2 separate regions of the Mus musculus genome follow, and region 1 is linked to region 2. Evidence: chromatin loops called from intact Hi-C (ENCODE). Cell type or tissue: left cerebral cortex. All regions are shown on one strand. Links, peaks and the distances in the headings refer to the core of each region. The heading gives the core; the rest is flanking DNA.

Region 1 (3,104 bases), core at 408-2,907, 73 kb before region 2:
AAGTTAATAAAGAAGCCAAATAGATCCTGCAAATTTATCCCATTGGAAATAAAAATGTAGGTTTCAATCTAACAGTTTACATGGTAAGTTTGGTCTCGGTGGAAACACTGCCTCTACCTTGCTCTCTTCAAGGATGCTGAAATGGAGAAGGGCCTTAGTATTGGGGCTGTGCCCAAGCAAGCTGTGGTCAAAATGATATGGTAATTATTTTCTTCCCTTTATCCTTTGGAAACCCCTTTCCTTCTTATCTCTCTTGGCTTTCGTTTCCTCGTCAGTAACATTGCAATGGCCTAGTGAGGTGAATTTGAAATGAGCCCATGGAGGCAAAAATTCCCTTGAATTAAATTGCTATAGAAATCGGAGTTATTGTTTCCATAGGGGTATCTATAGCTCCTATATATGGTAGATCATTGTATGAGAGATTTCCTTTAAGTTGATCAATCCTCTCTCTCTCTCTCTTACTTCTTTTCTTGTTTATAGCCAGGCATCTTTAATGTTTTCTCTATTGGCCAATGATACTTGGAAATGTTCTATTCAGAGACCAGCCCTCTGATATTGAGGCTCTCCTTCCATCCAGCTTCTGAAACAACTCTCATTAGGGTTATCAGTGACTGCCACATTATTTAATGCAATGCCAGCTTTTGAGACCTTATCACACTTGAGTTTTCACTGGGCTGTGCTAATTAGCTCTCGGTTTGGAACTCTGTTTGTCTTTAAACTATTACCTTGTTTATTTCCTTCTCACTTCTACAGTATCTGCTTTTCATTAACTTTTATAGAATCGTCTCTTGCTTTTCATTTTGGATTAGTCAGCTTTCTGGTGTTGAGAGAAAATATAATATAAAGTGCCTGAAAGAAGGGTATGGTTATTTTGGCCCAGGATTTCAGAGGTTTTAGTCCAAGTTTCTTATGCTTTCGAGTTCCTGGGTGAGGCAGAACACTGTGGAGGGGAGAATGGAGAATGAAGAAGTGTAGATCTGCTCACTGTGGCAGCTAGGAAGGAGAGAGAGGGAGAAGAAGATGGAGGGCAAGAAACTGAAGGGGACGAAAGGGAGGGAAGAGAGAAGGGAAGGGAGAGAGGAGAGGATATGGTTTTAAGTCTATATTCCCAATACCTATTTATTGTAACCTGGTCCCACTTCATCATCACCATCCTCAGTAGCACATTCACTTTTGCATCCGCCAATGGCATAATGCATAGGTGAAGTGAGAGCTCTCACAATCCAATTACACACCGAAGGCTCCATCTTTTATCATGACTGCATCAGGGAGCACACCTAAATTAAATTGAGCTTTTGGGAGACATTCCAGATCAGTATCCCTCTTTTGGAGTTCCTGTCTCTGTCTAAGCTCATTTCTCTTCCACACATGCTTCAATCCAGACTTATCACTTGAATTGTCAGTGAGCTTCTGGCTTTGAAGTCCTAGGTCTTTCCTCCACCTTCTCATCTCATGGCCCATTGCCTATCCTCTCATTAGGCTATCCTGTCTGTCCTCAGGCTTGAGTAGCTTCCTTTCTCAAAACTCTTCCCTGTACATTATCCCCCTTATTGCCCATTCCAATCCAGCTGAAGAGAAAAGCATCATCCAGCCAACAAGTGCAATTCTACATTAGATAAAGCCAGGAAGGACACAAAGTTCCAACCATAATCTACAACTCCTATCCTGCTAGATACAGTTAAATCTGAACATATTGAGTCATTTCATCCAGAGGAGATGCAGCTCTACAGATTTCAGTCAGCACGTGGAGTTCTCCAAATATAAGCACCACATATGGTCTCTGAAAATCCAGGAGTATGAGTGGGCTTTAAAACCATCCCTGAGTCCATTAAAATGCCACACAGTGGTGGGAGGTGATGTAGGAACTGTGTAGGCATGCAATATCAACAAGAAGCAAGACATGGGTGTAGCAGAGGGGAGAAACGGAGAAACGGAAGCAGGCAGAAGGAAAATAAACACTAAGTCACAAGATTAAAGCTGGGGAGGTACACTATTTTACTGCAAGGTAAGATAGTCTTCCCAAATGCACATAAGTAGAGCTAGCATCTGAATAAGGAGTAAGATGCACATAATAGGGAAAGGAGGCTGGAGACCAAAGTCGGGAAGAATGTTCTGAGACAAAACACCTAATTCTGAATGGCCAGATGTCCTAGCTCACTCTCCCAGGCTGCCCCTCACTCCATCCGTTAGCCCACATCTTCTACAAAAGATATAACTTCCATCCAAAGATAGTTAAATCTGTTAAAGAAAGAAATTCAAAATGTAGGTCCAGAAAAACGTAGCTATTCAGGGAAAAAGAGTGTGAATATTTCCTTACCAAAATCAGATTAGTTAATGAAAATCAAAGAAAAGAAATAATGTCTCAAAGACGATATATTAAGATGAAGAAGAATCAGACTGAGAGGTGACAGTGGTTAAAAGTGTGCTGCTCTTCTGGAGGACCTGAATTTGGTTCTCAGCATCCATGTTAGACTGCACACAACTACCTGAAATTCCAGATCCAGGGGATCCAACCCCCTCTTCTGGTGTCCATGGGCATCTGCACTCATTGGCACATTCCATACTCCTTAACACATACACATAATTACAGGAAAGATAGATGAAGAAATTATACCACTCTTGGGAGGGTGCTCAAAGGTGTGTTAGTCTGGCCACAGAAACATGTGTGCACCAATAGTTACTGTTGCGCTGTTCCAGATAGCTAGAAATGGAACCAGTCTTAGTGCTCATCAATAGTGGATAAATAAATTATGGCGCGCGCGCACACACACACACACACACACACACACACACACACACACATAGAGGGGGAATTTTATTCCATGATAAAAAATAAAATTGTAGCATTCCATTGAAGTAACTAGAAATTATTGTATTAAGAAAGTAATCAAGACTCAGGAAAACAGATACCAGTATTTTTCTCATATATGATTCCCACATTTTAATTTTTCATACATGTGTAGCATGTATGTAGGATGTAGGTATAGGAAATGGACAATAGAAGGGAAAAGAGAGATGTTTAGGTGAGTGGGGAGTGGGAGGGAAACAGATAAATGGAATATACCTCACATGAAAGGAATGGGGACCACTGGAGCAGTAAGGGA
Region 2 (3,104 bases), core at 331-2,830:
GTTTGACTGTTTGTGTGGAAGCCACACAGTTGAGATATGGCAGGTCAAATTTCCCTATCATTTCTAGGAAACACAACCTTACAACAGTTTTCTAGGTCCTTCGGTTCTATTATTTCTTCTTTCCTCTTCTCTCATGCATGTCATCCCAACTAGAGTTTTCCCTCCCTCCACTCCTGTCAAGTTTCCTTCCCTTCCTCCTCCCTTCTCTCCCAGGTACATTCCTTTCTGTTTCCCTGCAGAGAAGAGCAGGCCTCCCAGGGATATCAACCAAACATGGCATAATAAGTTACAATAAAACTAGGCACAAATCCTCATATGGAGGCTGAACAAGGCTACCAAGTAGGAGGAAAAGAGTGCCAAGAGCAGCCAAGAGATTTCGAGACACTTCCACTCCCACTGTTAAGAGTCCCACAAAACACCAAGCTAAACAACCATATCATATATGAGAGGACCTGGCTCAGACCCACACAGCCTTTCTGATTGTTGCTTCAGTCTCTATGAGCCCAACATATTTGATTCTGTGGGCCTTGTTCTCATGGTGTCATTGGCCCCTCTGGCTCCTATAATTCTTCTTTCCCCTCTTCTGAGGGGTTTCCTGAGCTCCACCTGATGTTTGGCTGTTTGTCCTCTGGATCTTACGGTCTTTCCTTCCACTCTCCCATGATGTTCAGTGCAGGAGATGCATTGCAGATGTATTTGTTAAAGCTGGGCACCCTATGATCACTTGATCTCTTATGTTTGCCAATTGTGGTTTTCTGTAATTGTCTCCACGTGCTGCAGAAGCTAAAAGAAGGTTCTTTGATGAGAAGTGGTAGTTATCTGTAGATAAAGGAAAAGTATTTAGAGTGCTGTTAGAGAGTATGCTGGTCCTCTAAAGTGGTGGCAGTGAGATCATCAGTAGACCTGGGGAGTTGCCTAGGTTCCCAGTACCAGGCAAAAAGTTTCTCCTGTTGAGCAGGCCTTAAGTTCAAGCAGAGAGCTGTTGGTTACTACCAAGATATGAGTGCCACTACTGCACCTGTAGTATCTTACAGGGCTGCTCATTCTTGCCTTTCTTTCCATAGGAGGTCTGAGCTCATGTTCTATGTTCCGTGAGATGAGCTCTTTTACGCACTGCCCATGTGTTGGGAGAATGCAAAGACTTTAAAGCATGCATCATTGCATAGTTTTTCAAGTGTTAATTTTGTTTCCTCTTTGTGGAAGATAATAACACATAGGCTGATTTTATTCTAGGATTAAAAGCGTTTTACTTTCTAAGACTAATTCATATGCTTTTGAGTTGTGGAATGGTGGGATGGTTCCTCCTCCAGTTGCTGAATTCTTGGGTTTCCTACCCACAACCATTCTGTCCTGAATGGCTTCAAATTCATCCGCTGTCAGATCCTTGGACTGCACTCCCTTTTTCACCCACCTTGGCCAAGAACTTACTATTTTTTGAACCCACATTTACAACAGCCTCTTAATTGGTTTCTCTGATTCCAGTCTTAGAGTTCTGAAATTCAGTCCCACATGTTGCCACAGTAACTTTTTAGACAGAGCTGTTGGGGCTTTTCCAGGAAAATATCTGATTTTAGCAGAGTCATTTAAATTCCCTCTCTAATTATTCATAAAAAAAACTTGCTGAATCAGTTTAGCTATTCCATACAGAGTCATTCATTCTACCATGTTTCTGAACTTCTCAAATTAAATTTAAAACCTAGAAGGACCCTGTGCTTCGGATTGGTAGAGTTTGGTGCTATCTTGTCTTCTGTTTTCTGGTTTAAGACACAAGGGACCAACTGGCCTAAAATGGCTCCCAGAGAATAAGGAGCTGCTATGAGATTGGTATGATGTTCTGTGTGAGTTAGACATAGCAGCTTGCTACATTTCCAGCTTCCCTCATGTCTCCAAGCTTCCTTTCAGTTAAGGTTTGGGACACATACGATTTTTGTTTGTTTGATTTGTCAATTACACAATATATGATACATGATATATGATATGATGTGATATGACCAAGATGAAGCCCCAAGGGACAACATCTAGCCAATCCACTGTACTGTTTCCTTCTACATGAGATTGGGGTGGCACAAACAACATACCCAGTCTATCCTGTGTCCTGTAAACTATAAAGAGAAATCTTCTGGGACCAGAGATGCCTTCTAAGACCGTCTGTTAGAGAGCTTGAAATGAAGGCTCAGAGGGAGGCAGTAAGCTGGACAAAGTCACACAGCCGCTTAATTCCAGACCTGTGTACAAACACATTATATTTTGCCTCAAGTTTAGAATTTATTCTGCTATAGTGAAAGCCCATCTCTGGGTCCATTTCTTCACAGAACAAATCATGTCTTGTTAAATCTCACTTGGGTGTTTTTTTTTTGGGGGGGGGGGATGCTGAGGGAGAGTAAATCTGGAATTTCCTCTGACTCGGAGCATGGCTTCACTCCAGCTGACTCTATAAATTGACATGGATTATGGGGTTGTGTGGCATTTAGCTTTATGATAATTACCTATTTGAATAGCTGATAAGAGTTAATTTATCCTGAAGACAACTAGGAATAAAAGAATAATTGGGTTATAAAATTAAAGCAATAACATCTGTACTTTCTACTACATTGAACATATTTGATGCAAAGAATATTTCAATTAGGCTAAAAAAAAATCTGTGAATGCTCTTTCTTCTTTATATTTCTCCTCAAGAGGGAAAAAACAAATGCTTAGTACACTAAAGGGAAAAAAAAAATCAAAAAATGGGAAAACTCGCAACACTTTGCACACCCTTGACACAGGCACCCCGAGGAAGCCTGCCATGGATAATAAAAACTAGATGTGCAGATCCAGCACATGAAAGTGCAGTTTCTGTACGACAGCCACTTTACCAGATCAGAGAGTTGGGAATTCCATGCAGACACACAGAGTCCAGATTCTTAACCCGAGGGCTGTAACCCCATGTGGGGCTATGTAACTCAATGTAGGGCTGGTCACAAGAATTTTGGCAGTAGAATAAAAACATCTCAGAACACACACACACACAAAAATGAGAAGTTTATTTGAAAGTGAACACACGGTGAACCCAAGGTGCTTAGGTGGTGCTTGCTGGTGCTATGCTCTGCACCATTACTGCGGCC

What was found. A loop is a pair of places that touch in the nucleus more often than their neighbours do. Peaks named below come from ENCODE experiments on the same cell type or tissue, not always from the same donor. Only the 100,000 strongest peaks of a DNase experiment are listed, where the experiment ranks them.
Region 1: it touches region 2 in a loop (10-fold over the local background); 2 of 42 quality-filtered maps call a loop at or near these places.

Annotation. Positions count from the first base shown.
Region 1 is chr7:123,731,469-123,734,572 of GRCm38, forward strand. No RefSeq gene overlaps it. Among named protein-coding and RNA genes, the nearest start is that of Gm30335, 140 kb to the left of the region's middle. In left cerebral cortex, for the core only: no CTCF peak of the experiment used is centred there; a DNase peak (open chromatin) is centred at 1,800.
Region 2 is chr7:123,804,434-123,807,537 of GRCm38, forward strand. No RefSeq gene overlaps it. Among named protein-coding and RNA genes, the nearest start is that of Hs3st4, 180 kb to the right of the region's middle. In left cerebral cortex, for the core only: no CTCF peak of the experiment used is centred there; a DNase peak (open chromatin) is centred at 1,432.